Regions from separate parts of the Homo sapiens genome. Here region 2 is linked to region 1. Evidence: chromatin loops called from intact Hi-C (ENCODE). Cell type or tissue: Caco-2. All regions are shown on one strand. Links, peaks and the distances in the headings refer to the core of each region. The heading gives the core; the rest is flanking DNA. Region 1 holds the start of LOC124906350 (small nucleolar RNA U13). Region 2 overlaps GPR149 (G protein-coupled receptor 149).

The links. Hi-C counts contacts between places; a loop is a spot of excess contacts. Peaks named below come from ENCODE experiments on the same cell type or tissue, not always from the same donor. Only the 100,000 strongest peaks of a DNase experiment are listed, where the experiment ranks them.
Region 2: it touches region 1 in a loop (5-fold over the local background); 2 of 110 quality-filtered maps call a loop at or near these places.

The regions. Positions count from the first base shown.
Region 1 is chr3:154,326,472-154,336,954 of GRCh38, forward strand. LOC124906350 (small nucleolar RNA U13) reads left to right here and starts at 3,245; the gene lies at 3,245-3,348. GPR149 (G protein-coupled receptor 149) reads right to left here. Exons shown (of 4, transcript NM_001038705.3): 4 at 8,472-10,483. In Caco-2, for the core only: no CTCF peak of the experiment used is centred there; no DNase peak of the experiment used is centred there.
Region 2 is chr3:154,385,789-154,393,788 of GRCh38, forward strand. The region is part of intron 3 of GPR149 (G protein-coupled receptor 149); the gene reads right to left. Among named protein-coding and RNA genes, the nearest start is that of GPR149, 40 kb to the right of the region's middle. In Caco-2, for the core only: no CTCF peak of the experiment used is centred there; a DNase peak (open chromatin) is centred at 4,293.

The DNA.
Region 1 (10,483 bases), core at 1-8,000:
GTGTGGTGGCTCACACCTGTGATCCCAGTACTTTGGGAGGCCAAGGTGGGCAGATAACTTGAGGCCAGGAGTTTGAGACCAGCCTGGCCAACATGGTGAAACCGTCTCTACTAAAAATACAAAAATTAGCTGTGCATGGTGGTGCATGCCTGTAATCCCAGCTACTCAGGAGGCTGAGGCAGGAGAATCACTTGAACCCAGGAGATGGAGGTTGCAGTGAGCCAAGATTGTCCCATTGCACTCCAGCCTGGGCAACAGAGCTAGACTCCATCAAAAAAAAAAAAGAAAAAAGAAAAGTTGAAACGTTAAAAGTACAAAGAGAGTAGACTGAAATTATATGTTTTGGGAGTCCTTGGCACATGTGATTAAGGCCGTAGGAATGAATAGTTTCTATAAAAGCATCCCAATTGGGCACTCCTGATGTGAAAAATATGTCAACTGTCTAAGAGATGAGATTGAGTAGGCATACTGAAGATGATAGGGGCAAAGTGGGAAGAAAATGGTGAGAGTGTTATGGGCTAAATCTTTGTGTTCATGCAAAATTCATGATGAAGCCCTAACTCCCAATATGGCTGTAGAAGAGGCCTCTAAAAAATGTAATTAAAGCAAAATGAGGTCATAAAGGTGAGATCCTGATAATAGGTTTAGTGCCCTTTAAAAAGAGACATCAGAGAGCTTGTTCCTCCCTCTCAGACGAAAGGCCATGTGAGGACAAAACAGCAGCCATCCATGCTCCAGGAATAGCTCTGTAAACCAAAAATACATTTTTTTTTTTTGAGATGGAGTCTCACTCTGTTACCCAGGATGGAGTGCAGTGGCACAGTCATGGCTCACTGCAGCCCCAACATCCCTGGTTCAAGTGATCCTCCCACCTTAGCCCCCTAAAGTAGCTGGGACCATAGACGCGTACTGCCGCACCCAGCTAATTAAAAAAAAAGATTGGTAGAGATGGGGTCTTCCTATTTTGGCTGGTCTGGCCTTGAACTCCTGGGTGTAAGCAATCCTCCTGCCTCGGCCTCCCAAAGTGCTGGGATTACATGTGTGAGCCACCGCACATTGCCCCAAAATAAAATTGGAAGCCCTCCCAACCAACTGAATGGACCCGTCCTCTAAGCCAAAAGCATCCTAAAGTAAACCTGACTTGGTCAGGCCATGATGGGAATGGGAGGTTGGACATGCCTCATTATACCTTCCTTCCTTTGGAATCAGGTACAGCTGACCAGTATTAACATTGAAGCAGAGACCTTAAGACTGACAGAACAGACTCTTTGTAGCAATATGATGTCAACATAGTAGTAGGCCCTGAAAGAAAGCATTTTACCCCAAAATATATTTATTTGACATATTTTGAAATGGCCCTTCAAAGCTGTCTCTCATGGGGAAAATCTACATTCTGTAGAGAACCTCCTTCCCCCTTTCCATTTCTTCTCCATGATCCAGAAGAGGATTAACTAAGAGTCTGGAACCTTTTTAAGTTGAATAAGAAATATTTACAATCTATTCTTTCTGAAGCCTGCAACCTTGGAGGTCTTATCAGCATAATAAGAACCTTGGTCTTCACAACTCCTTATCTTAACCCAGACAGTCCCTTCTGTTGTTTCCAGGTGTTTAGATAAACTCTTTCAATCAATCAGGAAATCTTTGAATTCACCTGTGACCTGGAAAACTCCCTCCTCCTTTGAGTTGTCCCACCTTTCCAGATGGAATCAATGTGCATCTTACATGTATTGATTGATGTTTTATGTCTCCCTAAAATATATAGAACAAAGCTGTACCCTGACCACCTTGGATACATGTTCTCAGTATCTCCTGGGACTGTGTCATGGGCCATGGACATTAGCATCTGGCACAGAATAAATCTCTTCAAATGTTTTAGAGTTTGACTCTTCGCTGACAGCTCTCATTAGGAACTGGATTAGCTGGCACCTTGATCTTGGACTTCCTAGTTTCCAGACTTTAAGAAACACATTTCTGTTGTTTTAGCTGCCCAGGCTGTGGCGTTTTGTTATGACAACACAAACAGACTAATATGGAGAGTCAGAGGGGAAGAGAATTAGTGTTTATTTGTCACTTAGCATTTGCTAGGTATTAGACTAAGTGGCAGGCATTTGTGGCAGAATAATGGCCCCAAAGATGTCCTTGTCTTTTTTTTTTTTTTTTTTTTTTGAGGTGGGCTCTCACTCTGTTGCACAGGATGGAGTGCAGTTGCATGACCATGGCTCATTACAGCCTCGACCTCCCAGACTCAAGCAATCCTCTCACCTCAGCTTTCCAAGTAGCTAGGACTGCAGGTGTACACCACCATGCCTGGCTATTTTTTTTATTATTATTATCTGTAGAGATGAGGTATTGCTATGTTGCCCAGGCTGGTCTTGAACTTCTGGGATCAAGTGATCCTCCCACCTCAACCTCCCAAAGTGCTGAGATTACAGGTGTGAGCAACTGTGCCTGGCTGAGATGTTCATGGAAACTCCCTGGAAACTGTGAATATATTACATGGCCAGGGCAAAGTAAGGTTGCTAATCAGCCGATGTGATAATTAATTTTATATGTCAACTTAATTAGGCTAAGGGATGCTCAGAGAGCCAGTAAAACATTATTTCTAGGTAGGTCTGTGAGGGTGTTTCTGGAAGGGATTAGCATTTGAATTCATAGACTGACTAAAGAAGATCGTCTTCATCAATGTAAGTGTGCTTCATCCAATCCATTAAGGGCCCAAGTAGAATGAAAAGGTGGAAGGCTAATTTACTCTCTCCTCTTGAGCTATGACATCCATCTCCTGTTCTTGGACATCAGCACTGTTGGTTCTCAAGCCTTTAGGCTTGGATTAGAACTACACCACCAGCTTTCCTAGGTCTCCAGCTTATAGAAAGTATATTGTGGGACTTCTCAGTCTCCATAATCATGTGATCCAATCTCTCATGATATAGCTCAGTTTCTGTGTATCTATATCTGTCCTATTAGTTTTGTTTCTCTGGGAAACCTGATGAATGCAGCTGACTTTAAAACAGGAAGATATCCTGAATTATCTGGGTGAGCCCTATGTAATCATAAGGGTCCTTAAAAGTGAAAGAGGGTGGTAGAACAGAAGGTCATAGTGATGTGACATAAGGATTTGACTAGCTGTTGCTGGCCTTGAAGATGGAGGAAGGGGTCACAAGCAAAAGAATTCAGGCAGCCTCTAGAAACTGGAAAGAAAATAGATTCTCCCCCAGGGCTTCCAGAAAGAAATACAACCATACTGATCCTTTTGCAGTTCATGAGCATGATGATTGGGTATTCGTGCACATGTGTGAGATGTGCCACCCTCGAACCTTGTTATGACATCGGCACATTGCTCATCTAACAGGAAGAAAAATAAATAAATAAAAAGAAATACAACCATATTGACCCCTTGATTTTAGCCCAGTGAAGACTCTTGTCAAAACATTATGCTACAGAACTGTAAGATAGTAAATTTGTGTTAGTTAAGACTGTAGTAATTTCTTATGGCTACACTAGAAAAGTAATACAATTCCTTATCTCATTTCACACAATCCTCATGACAGCCCCAGAGAAAGTTAGTGTTATCTCTATTTTCTGATAAATTGTTTTACTGCCCTTCGCCTCATGTTTGCTGATCCTAAGTAGATTCTTAGTTATAAATGTAAAATTACTATGTTTTCCATACTTCTTCAGCATGAAGTATTTAAGGTATTGCTTGAGCCTATTCCTTTAGGCAAACACTTTAGTACAAATGTCACTGTAGTAAAAATCTGCACAAAAGGAAGATTTTCAACGAAAGACCTGAAAGATATTGATGGGAAGGAAAATGTCAGTTGTTACCTGCTTTTTCTTTTTTCCCTGCCTTGATCAGAACTGCGAAAATTTTTACATTACCTAATGCCAGAAAACAAACAGAATGGTTCATTATAATTGCCATTGTTTCTCTTACTGGTCCTCTGTTGTGTGCTGTTCTTTGGGCAGGCAACAAAGATGTCTCTCTCAAATGTCCTCTTCATTAATGGTGGCCTGGGCCACAGAATGCATAGCCACTGCTTTCAAACCCACAGCATTTGGTGTCCAGCTTCTGTTCTCCCTATCACACCTGCCATTGCATCTGGAATGCAGCAAAGGTGAGCCACACAGAGCCACACCACCACTGGAAACTGTCACAATTTTCTCAGTTTCAGGGAATCTTTTCTTCTTCATCTTTTTTTTTTATCTGTACCCTGGGAAACAACTCTTATATAACTTATTCATAGGTGTAATATTCACAAAGGCATGGGGGTGAAGGAGATTTTCTTCAGTGTTCTTGGAAAATGAAATCTTTAACTTCTACTTTCACTTGGAGGTGGGGATAGGGACATGAAGATAAAAGTGACCCTACCCTTCTATAGAATATAAAGTCTGGCTATGGGCTGGAACGCCTACACATAGCCTCTCCATTTGGTTTCTCTGTGTGGCCTAGTTTGAGCCTCCTCACAGCATCGCAGCTGGATTCAAGAGCAAATGTCACCAAGCAAGTTGGAAGTACATGACATTTGACATCTTTATGAACTAGTCTCCAATGTCACATAGCATAACTTCCACTGTGTTTTACTAGTTGAGGCAGTTACAGATGTCCACTTAGGTTTAAGGGTGGCTAGGGCCTTAGCACACCGTGGGAGTAGAGCCAAAGTCACATTAGAAGAGCAGGATGCAGGAATTAGAGACCAGCCTGGGCAACATAGGGAGACCCTGCTCTACAAAAAATCAAAAATTAGCCAGGCATCGTGGTGGAAAGCTTGTGGTCCCAGCTACTTGGGAGGCTGAGGTGGGAGAATAGCTCGAGCCCAGGAGATCGAGGCTGCAGTGAGTGCATTCATGCCACTGCACTCCAGCCTGGAGAACAGAGCAGGACTCTTGTCTCAGAAAAAAAAAAAAAAAAAGGAAGAAGAGGAAGAGCATGTGGGATGGAAGGAAAACAATTCTAAAATAGCACTATCCTAGGTGAATCAGATATTTGTTTGAACAAATGCCATGTCTGCCTACTAATTCCATCTGTTTCCCACAAAAAGGAAAACAAAAATTGTGACTTCGTGAGGTCATAGGATTTCAAGATCCACATTAAAGACCCTCTTGAGAGATTTTCATAACATTTTCCTTTTAAAACTACAGAATCTCATTAAATTGGTGGATTTTCCTCACCCAATTTAAGCATGCAATCTTAGATCTTAGGAAAAAATATTGTGAAAGAGTGCTAAGAAATTTTATTTAATGAACAGAACTTTTTAAATTTAAAAACGATAATGAAAATGTAAGGCCTAAAGTTTTCAGTTAGCAAGTAGATAATGTAACTTTGCCACTCTAACTAGGCAACCATGGCTTTGTCTAAACTCTAATATTTTTTGACCCTGACATTAGAAAGTTTCTGGGGCTGGGCACGGTGGCTCATGCCTGTAATACCAGCACTTTGGGAGGCCGAGGCAGGTGGATCACTTGAGGTAAGGAGTTCAAGATCAGCCTGGACAACGTAGTAAAACCCCGTCTCTACCAAAAATTAGCTGGGTGTGGTAGCAGGTGCCTGTAATCCCAGCTACTCAGGAGGCTGAGGCAGGAGAATTGCTTGAACCTGGGAGGCAGAGGCTGCAGTGAGCCGAGATCGCACCCCTGCACTCTAGCCAGAGCGACAGAAGGAGACTCTGTCTCAAGAAAAAAAAGAAAAAAAAGAAAAAAAGAAAAAAGAAAGTTTTTGGAAGTTGTATTTCTACTAAATGGTAGAGAATACAATTTACCTCTGAGGCATGTTTTTTCCCTTATTCTTGAAAAATTACCCAGTGAGACTATGCATATGTGAAGGTAGAGCAAAGATCCTCCTCTGTAACAAAGTGTTGCAAAAACGACATGCCTCCGGATATCTAAACTGCTCTATATGACATTGCAAAAGATTGTGTTCAAAGTTTTTTTGTATTTGGATCTTTGACTGCTCAATTCCGGAAAGTGACTGTGTATTCTTGAGAGGAATGTATGTTTCTATGCGTGTGTATGAATGTTTGTGTATGTGTATTCTCTATGTATTTGAAATTAAGACTTCAAGACTGTAGGAAAGACTAGTAGATATGATCTTCTTTGTATATTAAACTATGAAAGAGATTGTATAAACTAACATACATTTGGAGCAGTATAGTCTGAACTAGAGTGTTGACGTCACAGATTCAGGGTTAAGACCATACAATTCAAAGTTGGGAAAATGTATCATTGTTCAATTACCGTGTGCAGTGCCTCTGCCTCTGCAGCTTATAAAAATGGGCAGGGAGCGCTATTTACATTCTGTTATGGTATAGTATGTGCTTGTCTAGTTGATTACAGGGCATGTAACAGAGACAGGCTAGCTAGCTCTTCACCATATTTTGGGTTCTTCTTCCTGTACACAGCTAGATATATTTCCTAGTCTTCTCTGGAACCAGCTGTGGTTCTGTATTGAGTTCTATCCAATAGCAGAAGCTGCAATGACTGAGGTGCAGTTCTTCCAAGCCAGTCACACTAAGCACTCCAGTGCAGAATCCTTCATGTCCTTTTCCCATCTGTCAGCTGATGCAGATGAGCATAATGATCATAAGAACCGTACATTAAAAATGTAAAACTACATGAACCTAGGCCCCTTAACCATATCTTAAAGAAGAAAGGCCCTACTGATAAGGAACATTCATTTAACTGCTGCTGCTCTCTGCCTTCCAAATCTTGTACAAATGCCTCTCATTTTTAGATGCGAAACCTGAACTTTGCTGAAAAGAGGGTCTTGGAAATAAAGTTTTCTGTCTTCTAGCCTCTGTGATACATAAAGGAGTTGAGAAACATTGAGATATTGCAGAGTATTGACAGAAAATAAATGAGATAATTGTTTTTCCCTTGAGCTACAGACTTCATAGATAGGCTTTTAAAAAATGTGTAATTTATTTCATGTTACCAAGGAAATCCTCTCCACTTATTGAATCAGAATACAATTATGACGCCATCCCGACTACTACCACCCTAAACTTAACCAACATCATCTCTAGCCTGGACTATTAAAATAGCCTAACTGTTCTTTCTGTGGTGGTCTTTGTGTCTGTACAGTCTTTGACCCTTGCAATAGACAATCATTTTTGAAATGAGATCATGTCACTTTTTTGCTTAGAACCCTCCAATGGTTTTTCACTTCATTTAGAACAAGACTAGATGTTCATACCTGGTCTGCAACGCCAGTTTCCTCCTGCCATTATCTGTTTGCCTTTATCTCCAACCACTCTCTACCTCTCTCACTCAGCTGCATTCACATTGACCTCCTTAATGGTTTCACAGATTACAAAAGGCACACTCCTACCTCTGGATACTTGCTGTTCCCTTTGCTGGGACTATGATTTCCCTAGATAATCACATAGCATGTTTCCTCACTTTATTTGAGACTCTGATGAAATGTTACTTTATCAGTGAAGGCTTTTCTGACTAAATTATTGAAAAAAGCACTCTTCCCATCTTTGTCCCTTTATTCTAATTTTATTCTTTGGCCATTGTTACCTCTGGTCCCTATTTTCTGTCAACACACTTAATACCAGCATACATATATATGTACCACACACTTATCACTACCATATGTATATATGTAAATATATAGTAAAGAACTTAACCTATCCAAAGAGAGGTTTGGCCTTTGTCCTTGGCTTTGGGGGAGGTAATTTCTAAGCCCTTGGAATGTCATAGCCGAAAATAGTATCTTTGTTTGTCTGGGGGCCTTGGACCAGCAGATAGTAACAATGTGTTTTTGAGAGGGGAGTTTTGGGCATTCTGTATCAACTTGGCCTCCTGGAGAGCCAGAAAGAGATATCAGTCATGTGAGTAGTCAACCATGCTTACCCTTGCTCCTACCATGATGCAGCCCCAGGAAGGACTCTGGACACCAAGGTTCAGTTGAGATTTTCTGCTTGGCAGTAGTCTGTGCAAGGTGTCACACATCGTCGCCAAAGAAAGTAATGCCGTCCATGACTCCATGGGGAGAGTACCATAGAAGTTCCACATTTACAACTTTTCCTGGACTTGGCTCTATGACCTCTTCTCTAGGCTGATTTTATTCTGTATCCTTTTGCTGTAATAAACCATAACCATGAGTACACAGTTTTCTATGAATTCTGTGAGTCCTTCTAGTGAATTATTGAAACTAGCAGTGGTTTTGGGAATTCCTTGAATTTGCGATTTGTGTCAGGAGTGAGAGCAATCTTTTGTGGACTGTGTTCTCTGACTTTGTGGTTGTCTCAAACTCACAGTAAATGTAAAAACATATATTTGTTTTGTTTGAGTTTTGTTCAAAAGTTATAAAACCAAGTATCTAGAACAATTTTTAGTATGTAGTAGTCATTTATTAAATATTAGAATGAAGAAATGAATGAAGGTAGCTGAAAAGTATAAGAAATTAAGAGAAAATCGATTTGTAAAATCCAATATTATAGAACCACATCAAGAAAAGCTTCCAAAAAATGCATAACTAAGACTCTTTTATTATATTTTTAAGTAATATTGTGCCATTTGCTATCTTCAAAGAGTTGCCTCTGTCAGTCACAACTCTCAGAAGTCTTAGGGATTATATATTAGGTGTTTATACTATTTGGGAGTCTCGGGGATTACGTGTTTGCAGTTTATAGGAGTCACCACCAGATGGTGATATTTTTATTAGGTAATAAGTTTTTGCCTTCAGATACATCAATTTATAGAGAAAAGAGAAAACTATACAAAATATAGTATTTATTAATAAGAAGAACAATATAACTATACAAGGGTAAGGTATTTGGCTATATCACAAGATATCTAGAAAGGTATTTCCTCTACTAGAAACACACTTTTATAATCAATCACTCTAAAGAGTAAGCAGACTTAAGTAAACTTATGTAGTTTAACCTTCTCCTCCCTTAACAAGGATTTGGAGCGTCATTCATGCTTAGGCACAGCTCTAGTAGATTTTTCTTGTATATTCAGCTATTGTTGGCTTGGAGTTTGAAGTGTTACAGGTTAGTAATATGGTGCTGATTAGCCTTTCAAACTAAGACTTTGGGCTAAATAATACTGGTGTTGTTTCAATGCAGCAGAATTTTTATGTGCATCCATTATACAGTTAATTCAACAACCAAGGGCAATTAAATGGGAATATCCTAATTATTTTTCCAATTCCCCCAGTTTAAGCCCTTGTCCAGTTAAAATAAAATGAGACGGAAAATGGGTATTATTGTCTTCTATCTATTTCTTAATGCTCTTTAAACCTTGATTTCTGTTATAATCTCCATCCCATTCAAATTGCTGTGCAGTTATAAAGAATTTGTTTGCCTTCAAATCTTTGCTATTTTCTTCAGCTTTATTATGATCCTGTGTCTAATTTCCTTTTTGCCTGAAATTGCATTTTAAAGCAGCAATATCACCTTTCTCTTTCAGAAAATTATACATCTAAGTTTAAGATATCAAAGCCTATCTTCTACAAAGCATTATGAGAATATTCAATTCAATTTTTCTTTTATAAAGACATTTAATGCTACTGATTTATAATATCTGATTTATCTGTCCATTTGTCACTGTGTTAAAATAGCTGTTAATATTGGTGATACAGTCTTTTAAAATAAAATATATTTGTAACGAGAATACATTTGACTTTGAATTTATATGTTACACATTATTTGAGGCTTGCTTTACAAACATTATTAGTGGTAATACATATGTTTCCCAAATTTAGATAACTAGATATTGAGAAGTTAAAGATTGAGAAAGTCCATTGAGATAATTATTTTGAAAATGACTCATGCTTGTGGCAACAAAAGATGAAACATTCTGAAAGCCGATGTCAAGTAATTTTGAATTCTAATTCAACCTAATAAAACAGAAACCAAAATAAATCATTCTAAAACACAATTCATTCAATCTGTAAATAAATAAATAAAGTATGTGAGTGATGTGAGGGGCACAAAGTCTAAGACTATGTAAAGTGTCAACTCAGTAACTTTGGAAAATAAACTTTTAGGTAATACATTTCATATATGTTTACAGGAAGGTTAGAATAAAGCAATTTGAAGGAAAATCACTTTATAATTTTTGAAATACATCTTACTATTATTCTGCCAAGGTGATTCCTGCATTTTTGCAATGTAATGCATTCTAGAATTATCTTGAAATGTATACCTTACAATCACTTAATAAAATAGGTTCAACTGTTTCTTTGAGACAACACGTCTTTAGAGAAGAAACAAAAAAGCAGCTAAACTTGATATAATATTTGAAGTAAACTTTTCTATTTCAAGAATGACTAAGAAAGGTTGCCCAATCCTCAGCTTTAAAAACAGATACTTTTGTTTTAGACTTAGAGGATTTTGCTCTGCTGTATCCAGAAGCCTACCATGTTTGGATGTACCTCTCATAACTGAATCTGCCAGTATTTTCTCCCAATTTCCACTCAAGTTAAAAAAAAAAACAATTTTAGGATAAAGTATACAATTACACAATTACAACT
Region 2 (8,000 bases), core at 1-8,000, 59 kb after region 1:
CCTTCCGGGTTCACACCATTCGCCTGCCTCAGCCTCCCTAGTAGCTGGGACTACAGGTGCCTGCCACCACGCCCAGCTATTTTTTGTATTTTTAGTAGAGACGGGGGTTTCACCCTGTTAGCCAGGATGGTCTCGATCTTCTGACCTCGTGATCTGCCTGCCTTGGCCTCCCAAAGTGCTGGGATTACAGGCATGACACAAATTTCTATAACTCTCTGACTCTTCAGGTACAGGTAAGGGGAATGACTAATGGCTTGTGACAAATATTAGTTGAATGAATACATTATTAAATACATATTTAATGAATAAAAATATCTAATATTTGAAGGATATTTCATACTTTTATCTTGTTTTACCTTAATATCTGGTGAAGTGAGTGTTTTCATCCTCCTTTTTAGTTAAGGGAATTGAGAGTCAAAAAGAGGTCTAACAATAGTTGTGAATCAGGACTAGACAATACCAGTTTTGAAGTACCTGGTTCTGACTCCAAAGACCTGCAATTATAACTTACACAATTGCAAAGAGCTACACATCATTTCTAAAGACGCAAGAATGTCTGTCTACCTTTGTTTGCAACAGTACAGGCTCAGCCTGACGAATTCCCACCAGAGATTCATACCTGATGTCAAGGGCATACTCTGTTGAGAAACCTGGGTGGCACTGTCTCATAGTGTGACTCTGTTGTCATAAGAAAAGGCTGTTGGTACAGACATTTAAAAACAGAAGATCAGAGTTTCAAGGTTGAGCTTGTATTCATCTCCTTACTGCACAGGAAGCCCTTTGTAGTGCAAACCAATTCCTTCAAGCAACATGTGTCATCCCCTCAGGAGATATCACCTTCTACTCTTTGATTTCACCTAGAACCTGCCTTAGGGAGACTGTGTTCTATGGACAAGCTACTCCTGTAAAAGACATGCTGAAGAAAACAAAAGATTAAGGACAAAAAAGGAAGCAAAACCACTGCGATTGAATTCTCATATAGCTGATGTTAAGATTTGGATAGCTAAAAAATAATGTTATAATTTTTTCTTATAAAACAATTCCCAATAATAAGGTTAAATATATCTGAATAGAAGAGCCAATATTTTAAAAATTTTATAATAATGTATGTATTTCCCTCCTATTCAACTGGGATAAATTCAGCTTTTCTTTTTTGGAAGAAGGAGCTAAAGTATATTTTTCTCCTTTTTTTTTCCCTATTAAGGGAAATAGCCGAGAGAATCTCAGGATTATGCTACAACATATGTTAACATTTAAAACCATTAACTGAATATATATAAAACAATACCTATCATGACAATTTTTGAATATACATTTTATACTGAAAAGAAATGCGAAAAGTTCCTGGACATTTTATGCTTATGGGTGTTGAGCACACTCTCTTCCTCCCACCTTTTCTGCAGGGTGAACTATTATTCCTTTCAAGGCTCACAGTGAAAGCTGTAATGACTTCACTTCTCTTTTTGGCAAAATTACCCGTGCCTGTAACACTTTTGCACAAACTGTAGAACTCAATTTTCTTGAGGTACTGTCATTATCTGTGCCCTCCTGTTCCTTCTGATCTCTGAGTTACTTGAGAACAAGGGCTTGGTCTTATTTGGCACTGAATGTTTCAGACCCAGCCTTGGGCTCAATGAATGTTTGTTGAGTGAATAATATAGGCCATGTCAGAAGCATACTCATATTCTTCTCACGGTGTCTGAGGTTGAAATGCAGTGAGCCTGACATAAGCTCAAACCTGTCTGGAGCCAAGTATAGGTCAGATCCCATGTCTCCTTCAATTTTGGTAGAGTATGAGTCAGTGAGCCTAAATTATTTCCCCAGTTCAATCATCTACTATCTCTGGTTGTCTTAATTAAGCTTCAAAAATCTGTGCCTTCTTCCATCTCATGGGAATGGTGAAAAATAAATGAGATCACATCTAAAGAACCAGGGTTTCTTATTAGAGAGTACATTATTATCATTATATCAAGCAAGCTCCGGGCACTCTCCAGAGTGCTAAAAAATCTACCCTCAGGAAAAACAAAACAAATCAAAACTGGAAACATTTTTACTCTACCTATGCTGTTTCTATTATTAAACAATACACGTCTTGTGAACCTCTATGGCATGACCTTAAAAAAACTGAAAAAATAATAAGACAAACAGCAAGAAAAACAAGTCTAAGCATAGCTTATTTTTTTAATGTGTGGGGACATTGATTTTTATAACTTGCCTCAATGTGCAGAGATATTTAAAATAAAGAAATAATCATTTTTGCCTATTTTGAATTGCAGGAAAGCATATTGATATGTGAACTATATAGATTCTAATAAAATACTTTTAAAAACACTTGTTTTTCAGGTTATTTTGGAAAAGTATGCTTTAGTTAATGAGTTATTTAGAAAAATCCACTGATCTATGTTACCTTACATTTATAGTGCTTTTACATTTACTGTTTTTTCATCTATAAATTAGTTGTGAAAAATACACTGTAAATTGATGAGTAAACAGCAGTATTCATATATATATACACATATATATACACACACACACACACCCTTATGGACTGTAGTTTGTGGGAAAAGTGCCAATTTGGAATCCAATTTTCCTTTTGCTTTTCCTAAGTGTGTTAGGAGAATTCAATTTCTCTACATCTTTTTTCCTCTGTCTCTGTCTCTCTTTCTCCCCAGCTTTCCACTGTTCTCTTAGCTACTATTTCTGTATTTTTCTTAGTTTCTATATACTTGAGCCTCCAATTGTGCTTTTACCTGAGGGCTAATTTAGGAGTAATTTTCTGGTACCTTAGAAACAGCATTCAGAAAGCATAGTCCTTGCCTCCTTCCCAGCAATGCCTGTGGAGCTGACAGGCAGGAACAGAGGCAGGCAGGCTATAATCCATTACTCAGCGTTCCCTAACTCTATTCCACCTGACTCTATTGCCCTTAACTTGACCCCAGTCTATCTGTATGTGCTGGAGGTTGACCATCCTAACACTGAACTTTATCATTCATACCACAGACACTAGAAAGGAGAATTCTTTCTGATAAATTGACTACTGTCAGAAGAACCAGGGTTATGGTAACATTTCACACATATGAAAAACACACACACACACACACACACACACACACACAAAGAACCACTTCATCTTGCATAAAAGCACTTCCTCAGGAATGGGAGTGGGAGTTAATCCAGGTGAGGAGGAAGAGCAAATGGATTTCCTCAAAGCTCCATAAAAAGGTAAATCACTTGTAGGAAAATATGGGAGAAAGTGGTTGAACCCCAGGGCATTCATCCATTCATTCATTCGTTCATTCTTATGGAGTATTAATTTCACACTAGGCACTATACTAGGCTCTTGGAGATATAAAGATTTGAAAATTCAATCAGTAATGTCAGCAAGATGGTAGAATAGAAGCCCTGGATCCATCTTTCCTCAATGGAAACAATGATTCTATAATAAAATACAAACTAATTTACTTTGTGAGAAATCCAGAAACTAGTTACAAGTCTCCTGCATCCTGGAGCAAGTGTAAAACCAACTACATGAAAACCAGCAAGAGAGACAAGGACACCCTCTTGCCAAGGGCCCTACCCCTGGCATGGTCATGGTGCCATACAACTGGGGGAGATCCTAGCTCCCAGCTTTTCTCTGAGGAGGGAAGAAAGGACAAGACCATACATTCAGCATTTGAATTTTTTTTGGAGGCCACCTGAGATACTGGCTTCTGTCTCACTTGCCTTGGAGAGCTGATGGAACCAGGAACACTACAGCCACCTGGGGCTACTGAGAATAATGACTGTGGTTTGAAATGGCAAGCTAACACATGAAGCAGCCCAGCTCAGCACAAGGGAAACAAGCAGAAACAAACAAAAGAGCTCCCAGTGTCTCTATGGGAAGGGTAAGAAAGAATAGGACAATGAATCCAATGCTCTAATATTTTTGGAGGGTTCCCAAAGCACTGAATCCTGTCTTGCCTGCCTTAGAGGATTAATGAAATCTGGCATATTATAGCTACCTGGGAGCTAATGAGACCAGAAACTGTGGTTTGAAATAGTAAGTTAACACATGCCACAGCCCCACTCCCTTGCTCAATGCAAAGTGTTTGGGTAGGAAAAATCCTTAGCTCCAGATTTTCTCTTGTGAGGGAAGAAAAGAATTGGACCATACTTCCAAAACTCTGATTGTGCTGAGGGCTGCCAGAGGCATTGACATCTGTCTTATCTGTCTCAGAACTCTGATAAGACCTAGCATGTTCTAGATGCCTGATGATCAGTGAGAACAAAGGTCACAGTTTTATCTAGCATGAGGATTTGAGGGGCCCCTGGAATCTCTGGCTGGTCTGACTGGTGAGGATCCTCTCCTGTACAAGGTCAATCCATGAAGACTGGGAGTGCGGACATAAACACAAAGAGTCGAGAATAAAGAAACAGGAAAATATGTTCCAAACAAAGCAACACGATAATCTTCCAGAAACCAACCCTAATGAAACAGAGATATGATTTACCTGATAGAAAATTCAAATAGATGCTTGTAAAGGTGCTCAGTGAGTTCAGGAGAACAAAGCATATAAACAAAAGGAGAATTTCAACAAAGAGATAGAAAATATAAGAAAATGTGAAACAGATCATAGAGATGAAGAGTAAATAACTGAAATGAAAAATTAACTAGAGAAGTTCAACAGCAGACTAGATCAAACAGAAGACAGGATTAGTGAAATTCAAGACAGGTCACTGGAAATTATCTAGTTAGAAAAGCAAAGAGAAAAAAGAATGAAGAAAGCTTAAGGGACTTATAGGATGCCATTGAGTGGACTAATATACACATTATGGGAGTGTAAGAAGAAGGAGAAATAGAGATAAAGAGACAGAAAGCTTATTCAAAGAAATAATGAATGAAAACTTCCCAAATCTAGGGAAGGAAATGAACACCCAGATCAAGGATGTTCCACAAATTCAAATAGAGTAAACCCAAAGAAATTCACAGTGAGACACATAATTGAACTGACAAAATTTGAAGACAAAGAGAGAATTTGAAAGCAGCAAGAGAAAAGTGACTCATTCCATACAAGGAAATCTCCGTGGGGTTATCAACAGATTTATCAGCAGAAACATTGCATGCCAGAGAAGGTAGATGAGAATAAATTCAAAGTGCTGAAAGAAAAGACCCCTGCTAAGAATACTATACCTGATAAAAATGATCTCAAAAATAAAGGAGAGATAAAGACTTTCCTTCACAAATAAAATCTGAGGGAGTTCATCATTACCAGACCTGCCTAACAAGAAATGCTAAAGGAAGTTCTTCAAGTTGAAACAAAAGGAAGCTAAACAGCAATAATAAAATATATGAAAGTATAAAACTTGCTGGTAAGGGTAAATATAAAGACAAATACTATAATACTGTAATGGTAGTGGGTAAACTTTTAATCATAATATAAAAAAGTCAAAAGTACTGAAATAATTATAACCATAAAATGTGTTAATTGATACACAATATAAAAAGATATAAATCATGACATCAAGAACATAACGTGTGTGGGGGGTTTGTGGGGGGAGAAGTAAAAGTGTAGCTTTTGTATGCAACTGAAGTTAAGTTGTTTAAAGCTTAGAATAAACTGTTATGACTATGAGTTGTTTTATACAAGCTTCTTGGTAACCACAAAGAAAGTACATACAGAAGAGCCATAAAAAAAGAGAAGGAAATCAAAGTATAGCAATAAATACAAAACAAAATACAGAAGAATACAGCAAGGAAAAAAAGATGAACAAAACAACTACAAGGTAGTAAAAAAACATGGCTATAGTAAGTACTCGCCCATCAAAAGGAAGTACATTAATTACTCTAAATATAAAGGGATTAAACTCCTCAATCAAAAGACATAATGTAGCTGAATGGATGAAAAAAAACAAGATCCAACTTATATTGGATCAATTTATGTAAACTTCTTAAGTTTGACAACTTATTAAGTTTACATAACTTATTATTATTAATAAACTTAATAAACTTATTAAGTTTAGATTTAAGGACACATATAGGCCAAAAGTGTAGGGATGGAAAAAATCATGCTGCAAATTTTAACCAAAAGAAAGACTGGCTATACTTATATTGGACAAAATAGACTTTAAGTCAAAAACTGTCATGAGACAAAGAAGGATATTATACAAAGATAAAATGATCAACTCACCAAAAAGATATAACAACTATGAATGTATACACATCCAACATCAGAGCACTTAAATATACAATGCAAAATGTAACATAACTGATAAAAGAAATAAATAATATGATAATTGTGAGAGACTTCAATATCTCACTTTTAATAATATAACATTTGAAAAAAATCAATAAGGAAACAGGATCTGAACAACAGTATAGAACAAATTAATCTAACAGATCTATACAAAACATTTCACCAAAGAGCAGCAGAATATACCTTCTCCTCTTTTCCAATCACAATAGAATAAAACTAGAAATCAGTAGCTGAAGAAAAACTGGAAAATTTGCAAAATGTGACAACTAAACACACCTTGAACAACTAATGGGTCAAGGAAGAAATCAAAAGGAAAATTAGAAAGTCTCTTAAGACAAATGAAAACAAACAAACAAACAAAAAAACCCAAACAAAAAAACCCCAACATACCTGAACTTAGGGGATGCAGCAAAAGAGGTACTAAGAGAGAAGTTTATAGCAGTCAATGCCTATATTTAAAAAGCAGGAAACTCTCAAATAATCAACCTAACTTTACGTCTCAAGAAGCTGAAAAAGAAGAACAAACTAAGGCCAAAGTTAGCAGAAAGAAGGAAATAATAAAGATTAGAACAAAACTAAATGAAATAGAATAAAAATGTGACAAAAATGGACAAAAGTAAGAGTTTATTTTTTGAAAGTATAAACAAAATAGACAAACCACTAGTAGATTAAAAAAAAAGAGGGAAGGCCCAAATAAATAAAATTAGAAATAAAACAGGAGACATTACAACTGATGGAACCAAACTATTAATAAAAAGATTGTAAAAAACTACTATGAGCAACTATACACCAATAAATTGGATTACCTGGAAGAGATAGATAAATTCTCAGAAACATACAACCTACCAAGGTTGAGTCATGAAGAAACAGAAAATCTGAACAGACCTATACCCAGTGGAGGGATTGAAATAGTAATCAAAAACTTCCTACCAAAGAAAAGCCTAGAACCAAATGGCTTCAATAGTGAATTTGAACAAACATCCAAAAACGAATTAATGCCAATTCTTCTCAATCTCCTCTAAAGAATTGAGGAAGATGGAACACTTTCAATCTGATTTTATGAGGCCAGTGTTGCCTGATACCAAAGCCAGACAAAAATATCAGAAGAAAAGAAAACTACAGGCCAATATCCTTGATGACCATAGATGCAAAAATCCTCAAGAAAATACTGACAAACCAAGTTCAACAACTTACTAAGAGGATCAGACACCCATGACCAGCTGCAATTTATCCCTGGAAGGCAAGTATGGTTCAACATATAAAAATCAATTAAGGTAATACACCACACTGACAGAATAAAAGATAAGAACCACATGATCTTAATAGATGCAAAAAAGCATTTGTTAAAATTCAACATCCTTTCATGTTAAAAACTCTCAACAGACTAGAAATAGAGGGAAATTACCTTAACATGAAAAGCCATACATGAGATTATCATAGCTAACATTACACTCAATAGTGAAGAGCTTTTAAAAGTGTTTTCTTTAAGACCAGGAACAAGGCAAGGATGCCCACTCTCGCTACTTTTATTCAGCATAGTAGAGAAATCCTGGCCTGAGTAATTAGGCAGGAAAAAAAGGCATGTAGGTGAGAAAGAAAAAGTTAAAGTTATCCATGCTTGCAGATGGCATGATCTTATATATAGAAAACCCTAAAGACTCTACCAAAGAACTATTATAATTAATAAATGACTCAGTAATACAGCAGGATACAAAATCAACATACAAAAATTAGCTGTGTTTCTATATACTAACAATGAGCTATTTG